2 separate regions of the Homo sapiens genome follow, and region 2 is linked to region 1. Evidence: chromatin contacts called from ENCODE Hi-C or POLR2A ChIA-PET data. All regions are on one chromosome and are shown on one strand. The core of a region is the stretch at or near the end of the contact, and the rest is flanking DNA. Distances in the headings are between cores, read along the strand shown.

The links. Hi-C counts contacts between places; a loop is a spot of excess contacts on that map. ChIA-PET counts read pairs that join two places held with the same protein, here RNA polymerase II (POLR2A). Pooled maps may share reads with other maps.
Region 2: a loop to region 1 is called in a map of B cell, with 5 times the contacts of the local background. The contact joins the promoter of XXYLT1-AS2 here to the promoter of XXYLT1-AS1 in region 1. A Hi-C loop is called at or near these places in 3 of 168 maps with a recorded cell type or tissue (B cell, endothelial cell of umbilical vein and transverse colon), 2 of 37 single-sample maps with no recorded cell type and 4 of 50 pooled maps. POLR2A ChIA-PET finds 5 or more read pairs at or near these places in 4 of 52 experiments (A673, B cell, GM12878 and 1 more).

Annotation. Positions count from the first base shown.
Region 1 is chr3:195,093,120-195,096,277 of GRCh38, forward strand. It overlaps XXYLT1-AS1 (XXYLT1 antisense RNA 1), which reads left to right and starts at 1,469. Exons shown (of 4, transcript NR_104188.1): 1 at 1,469-1,559; 2 at 2,166-2,258; 3 at 2,480-2,588; 4 at 2,801-2,938. All of the region lies in intron 3 of XXYLT1 (xyloside xylosyltransferase 1), which reads right to left. RefSeq lists enhancers at 910-979, 1,100-1,269, 1,340-1,389, 1,854-3,053.
Region 2 is chr3:195,146,271-195,149,451 of GRCh38, forward strand. XXYLT1-AS2 (XXYLT1 antisense RNA 2) reads left to right here and starts at 1,601. Exons shown (of 2, transcript NR_102711.1): 1 at 1,601-1,835. All of the region lies in intron 3 of XXYLT1 (xyloside xylosyltransferase 1), which reads right to left. It overlaps LOC105374296 (a long non-coding RNA gene), which reads right to left. Exons shown (of 2, transcript XR_001741088.2): 2 at 3,001-3,181. It also overlaps the pseudogene RN7SL36P. RefSeq lists enhancers at 1,319-1,428, 1,669-1,718.

The DNA.
Region 1 (3,158 bases), core at 219-2,718:
GGCGATTCCTCAGGGATCTAGAACTGGAAATACCATTTGACCCAGCCATCCCATTACTGGGTATATACCCAAAGGACTATAAATCATGCTGCTATAAAGACACATGCACACGTATGTTTATTGTGGCATTATTCACAATAGCAAAGACTTGGAACCAACCCAAATGTCCAACAATGATAGACTGGATTAAGAAAATGTGGCACATATACACCATGGAATACTATGCAGCCATAAAAAATGATGAGTTACTGTCCTTTGTAGGGACATGGATGAAATTGGAAATCATCATTCTCAGTAAACTATCGCAAGTACAAAAAACCAAACACCGCATATTCTCACTCATAGGTGGGAATTGAACAGTGAGATCACATGGACACAGGAAGGGGAATATCACACTCTGGGGACTGTTGTGGGGTGGTGGGAGGGGGGAGGGATAGCATTGGGGGATATACCTAATGCTAGATGACGAGTTAGTGGGTGCAGCGCACCAGCATGGCACATGTATACATATGTAACTAACCTGCACAATGTGCACATGTACCCTAGAACTTAAAGTATAATAAAAAAATAAAAATAAATAAATAAATAAATAAATAAAATTAGATGCTACTTCAAGCCATTACCTGGGGAAAGTAATTAGACTCCTCCGAAAATAACAGCAGTTCTGCTGCCACTCCTGGAGCCTTTCTTCTGGAATTATCTGGCCGTCCTCCCGCTGCCCTTCTCCCCACAGCTGTTCAGGGTGCAGAACTGCCCACTGGGGAAAAGGTGCCCTGACTCCAAGCGCATCCAAACTAATTAGGAGCCTATCCTCCCCCAGCCCACGTCCGTGGAGGCGCCATACCCCCAAGGCCTGGTGCAGTCAAGGGGAGAGTGTCAGCTGCTCCCCTCGGGGACAGTGGCAGCTCCTCCTCCTCCTCCTCCTCTTCCTCCTCCCTGTGTGGAATTTCGTGGGCTGGCTTGCTGGGGAGGCCATGAAACATGAAATTCACAGCACTGGCCTCTCCTGTTCCTAGGTCTCAGACTGAGGGAAAAGCATAAAGAAACGCTGGCTGTGGACGCACCTTGGAAGGAGGCAAAGGAGAAAAGAAAGCAAGCACCCGACACAGCCCAGCGAGGCCCCAAGGAGGCCCCACGCCCCACTGCCTGTCTGCACTCTGCTGAAACCCACATCCACGCCCCCAGGCCAGCTGGCATCTTCCACGCTTCCCTGCTCTCTTGGGGCCTCCTCCCTCACGCCCTCAGTGTCACCTCGCCCTTTGCCCAAGACCAACAGACACCTGCCCACACGCATGCAGGCCCAGAGTGGCCCGACCAGGCTTCCTCGCCCCTTGTTCTGTCCAGACACAAAGCTGACATGGGAGTCCGGTCGGCAGACTCATCCCCACACCCTGTACAAAGCTGGACACCCGCGGAGACCTCCGGAAGCCAAGATCTAAGCGCTTCGATCCCACATTCACAAGCCCCCTCAGCGGGGATTCCCAGACGCACGCTTCTCCTGAGAGAGTCCAGCCCCTCCTGGCGGCCGTGGTCCCTGGATGCGGGTGCTCGAGGCCTGTGTGGGTAATCACGCTTCCCGTCTCCACGCCACCCTTCCCCCACAGAGTCGCCTGCCCTTCCACACAGACAAGGGGCCACAAGGCCGCACCTTCCCCTCTCCACACAGCCTGCGAAGGCATCGCAGATGCCATTCTGATTAGCAAATGCTGCCTCTGCTCCACCACGCACCTGTTCTGTGGCTCAGCTCTGCCACTGGCCCTCCAGAAGGTTTTCTCAGCTAACCCCACTGGCCTCCACCTCCCCTCCCAGGGTTCTCTCACATAAGAGTTACTAGATGCAGGGCAGTGCTTCCCAGACCTTACTGTGCGGGGGAAATGTGTGTCCGGGATCTGGTTAAAATGCAGACTGGGATTCCGCATCGCTGACAAGCCCCCAGGTGATACCAACGCTACTGGTCTGCAGGCCACACTTTTGAGTAGTGAGAAGGTGGAGGTAAGAGTGAGGACTCTGAGTCAGGGAAAGTGTGTTCTGGCCCCAGCTCCACCAGAACTAAGCATTACATCTCATGAGACTGCCGTGAGGGCTGCATGAGGTAATGCAGTGTCTGGCTGTCGCGGGAACGCAGCGTGCACTCGCAAATGCAAATTCTCTTCCTCTTGCTCCAGTCTTCTCCCTGTGGCGGTGGTGAGTGTAATGCCTCAGAAGACTCTGCCAGGGCATTAAACAAAGTCATACGCGAACCCCCCGGTGCACGGCAGGTGGGTGATGTGGGTTCTCCTTCCTTGCCTTCCACCATCTGGGACTGGGGCCAGCACAGAACCTGTGCCCCATATGGTCAGGGAAGGCAGGGGGACAGCTCCTAGAGCTGAGCCTTGCAGATGGGCACTCTTACAGCCGGGCCTCCACATCCAGTTTGAGTGCTCATGTGTGGTGTTGGGGAAAGGGGTCGTTCAGGTCACACTGGTGGGCAATTCTTCAGGGGACTTTGTCACCTGTGTGCTTATGCGTGAGCAACAGCGCCTGATGACTCTTGGGAAGAGCCACAACAAAGCGAGGGCCTGCAGGCGGCAGTGGCCAGGGAACCCTAGGTAAGGCCCTAACACGTGCGGTCCCCTGATCTGCGGGTGGGGCAGCCTTCACTGGAGGGGGAGTGAGTCTCAGTGAATCAGAGTGGGTACATGTGGAGCTGCAGGTCAGCAGCTCAACAGGGATGAGTAAGGTGCTTTCAGAGGCCACGTTAACCACATCTGGCTGGGAAGGAACCAGTTAGCAAACCTCTCTTTCCCTGCCCTGTTTCCAGCCCACAGGAACTCAAGCAGCTTCAGAGAAGGTCTTACTTGTTTCCGGGGAGAGGCCAGAGGCTCCGGGAACCCAATTCAATATGTAATATATAGCAGTGTCCACGCTATGGTCTAAGCAAAGGCAAGAGGAGAAATAAGGTTGATGGATGGCTCCATCCTTAGCACGCGTTTATGGACACCCACCCAGCCTTCTCCCAGCCGCCACGGCTCTCCACACACAGACAAAAGCAAAGCCCTTTGACCTTAAGCAGAAAAGTACACTGTCTCAACATACTTTTATAGAGTACCTGCTAAGCCTGGGGCCACCTAGGGGAGATTGGAGGGTCCCTCTAGCATGGCTGCAGCCCATGCACAGCA
Region 2 (3,181 bases), core at 351-2,850, 53 kb after region 1:
TGTGCTATTTTGCTTTTTTTCCCCAGGAAGATGCTTACAGATAAGCCTTTCTGCTGCCTGGATTACAAATAAGGTTCTTTCAATGCGATGATGTTTATTTGGCATAGGAAACAGATTGCAGCAATGCAACAAAGCACACAGTCCTGCGGGCCCATCATCCGCCGCTGTGCCTCCACTGTAGCCCTGTCCAGACCCACGTCCCACTGCAAGCTCCTGGAGGACAGGGTCTGGTTTCTCTCTACTGCATAGCCAAACCCTCGGCAAATGCCTGCCCAGTGAGCTTTCTATTCGGGCACAGAGTTTGGTCTATCCCAAGAGCACTCTTAGAGGCTACGCCTGCATTGCAAAGCCAAACACCACTCCGAGAGACTTTTCAGAGGAAAGAAGGGAATGTGATACCCACTTCTTAGCATTTTGAAGGCAGAACTCCATTTTTGTTTGTTTGGTTTCTTTTTTTAGAGACAGGGTCTCGCTATGTTGCCCAGGCTGGAGTGCATGGCTAGTCACAGGCGTAATCCCATTACTAATCAGCACAGGAGTTTTAACCTGCTTCATTTCCAGCCTGGGCTGCTTCATCCCTTCCTAGGCAACTTGGTGGTCCCCCGTTCCCAGGAGGTCACCAAGTTGATGCCAAACTTAGTGCAGACACCCACAGAATTCCTGGGCTTAAGTGACCCCCCTGCCTCAGCCTTCCAAGTAGCTGGAACTACAGGTGCAGGCTACCATGCCCAGCTGAAGGCAGAATATTAAGCTGAGGGAGAGGTGAGCCACTCAGTAAAATTTACAGTTCCTACAGCAAAAAGTCTATGTATCTTGTCCATGGGATATCTCTAAACAGCAGTACTGACTCAGTGTTGACACCGCAGGCATTTGCGTTTTCATTAAGTTTTATCTACCCTATCTCCCTCACGTTATATCTTCCTTGAAAGCAAGAGGCATGTCTTCTACTTCGTAATTCCTCATGGGACCAATCCTATGGCTCACACACACAATGAGCCAAATAAAAAACTGAGAATAGGCTGGGCATGGTGACTCACACCTGTAATCCCAGCACTTTGGGAAGCCCAGGCAGGTGGATCACCTGAGGTCAGGAGTTCGAGACCAGCCTGGCCAACATGATGAAACCCTGTCTCTACTAAAAATACAAAAATTAGCCAGGCATGGTGGTCAGCGCCTGTAATCTCAGCTACTTGGGAGGCTGAGGCAGGAGAATCGCTTGAACCCGGGAGGCGGAGGTTGCAGTGAGCCAAGATCACACCACTGCACTCCAGCCTGGGCGACAAGAAAGAAACTATGTCTCAAACAAACAAACTGAGAATAACAAACTTTCCCATGGACTGTCTTTACAAACAAAAACTGAATGTGAAAGTAACTTCTCTAAGACCAGTAATGGGACTACAGAGCCTGACTTAGCAGCTGGCCAGCACCGCGGAGGAAACGCCCTCTGACTACACATCTGTTCCTGCATTCACTCAACAAACATCGAAGTGCCTGGCATTGGTCTGCACGGCATAAACAGAACAGAAGGGCTGCCTCCCAGTCCCACCCCTTCCACGCATTCACTTCCTCACTCATTCTTTCAGGAGACACCTGTGTCAGGCACGACGTGGTGAACTTTTAAAAACGGATTCAGTAGTACCAAAATACTCATAATGTGCAGACAGACAAAAGAACTGGAAGGAGTCGTGTTTTCAGACACAGGAAGCTTTTCACGTGCTCCACCTGGACCTCATCTCTCAGCCTCACACTCCGATCTTCAGCAGCCCCCGCTATGCGCCCGAGTCTTGGGACGTCATCCCGGAGCTCCTAGCCTGCCCGGGAGGCAGAGCCATCAGGTAAGAGACGGTCACAATGACAGCAACACAATCCCGCTTGGGTTCTCTGTACAGAGTTTTCCTTTTAAAATACCTTTTCCACTGATGTTATTTAAAAATAACAACCTCAGAGTAGACTTCTGATCTCTACCACAGGGCAGGTACATCCCTCCCTTTTTATGAGTAATTCCTGCAGGGGTTATAGCACGGCCTCCAGGTCACACGGGCTACACAAAAACACTTAGCCCAGTTTTCTAACTCCCAGGGAGTGAAGGAATCACTATTTTAAAAGGTGGCAAGCTTTTTTCTCCTTTACTCAGATTTAACTCTGATAGAAACTGACAGGCTCAATCTTGGTTAATTTTTTTTTTTTAAACACGAGAACAAGGTTCAAGAAATTCATCTTCAGGTGTCAGAGAGACGAAAAGAACCCAATAGCTTTTATCTTCAAGTCCTACATTTATGCATCTCGTAATGAGGGTGATGGCTGGTTCCCTTACAACGGAGGGCTTCATGCCTAGTGAACAACGGACCTGAATTTATATCAGCCATAAAGCCTTCCAGACGTGACGGTCACGCTAACATCCTGACATGAGGCAATCTGCAGAGAGATGGAAAGTGTGCTTGGCTAGAGGTTAGTGCTGCCTCTCTCTATTTTCTTCCCTTGTACCAACTGATTTCAGACTGAGGAACTTGAAGACAGAGTGACACTATGAGCTCATATAACTCTCCTCAGCTCTAAACTCGGCCACAGCAGATGTGTTTTTAAGAAACTAATAGACTGAAAATGACATTTACAGACGAAATGCTGTGACGACTGAGATTCGTTTCAAAATAATCAGGGGAAGAGGAAAAGTGGGTGGGAGGAGACATAAAACAAAGATTGGCTAAGGGCTGATAGTTATTGAGGCTGCATGGATATTATAATATTGGGGCATCCAGAAATATTACATGATGCTTTCTACTTTTGTATATGTTGAAAGGTTTTCATAGTAAAAAGAAAAATCATACCAAGAGACCAGCAACATTTATCAAAGAAGGCTGACTTAGGTATAAGGATGGTCAAGATACACTGTTAAGTGAACAAAAAAAGATGTACAAAGGTATAGAGAGTTTATTTACATATACACACACACACCCCCTGATAAAAATATAGAAAATTTCTGGAAAAATAATAACCTCCATATGCTATTCAAAACAAAAATGTATCACTTTTTAATGATGAGTTTTAGATAACAATTGTTTTCATCCGATGGGGGGGCAACAGGAGGAAAGGGCATAGTCGGCTTGAAAATGAGATAAACATCTCCATGGGCCAGGAACAGAACAGAAACCATATTGGAGATCAGGGCTAGAGCCATGGCTGG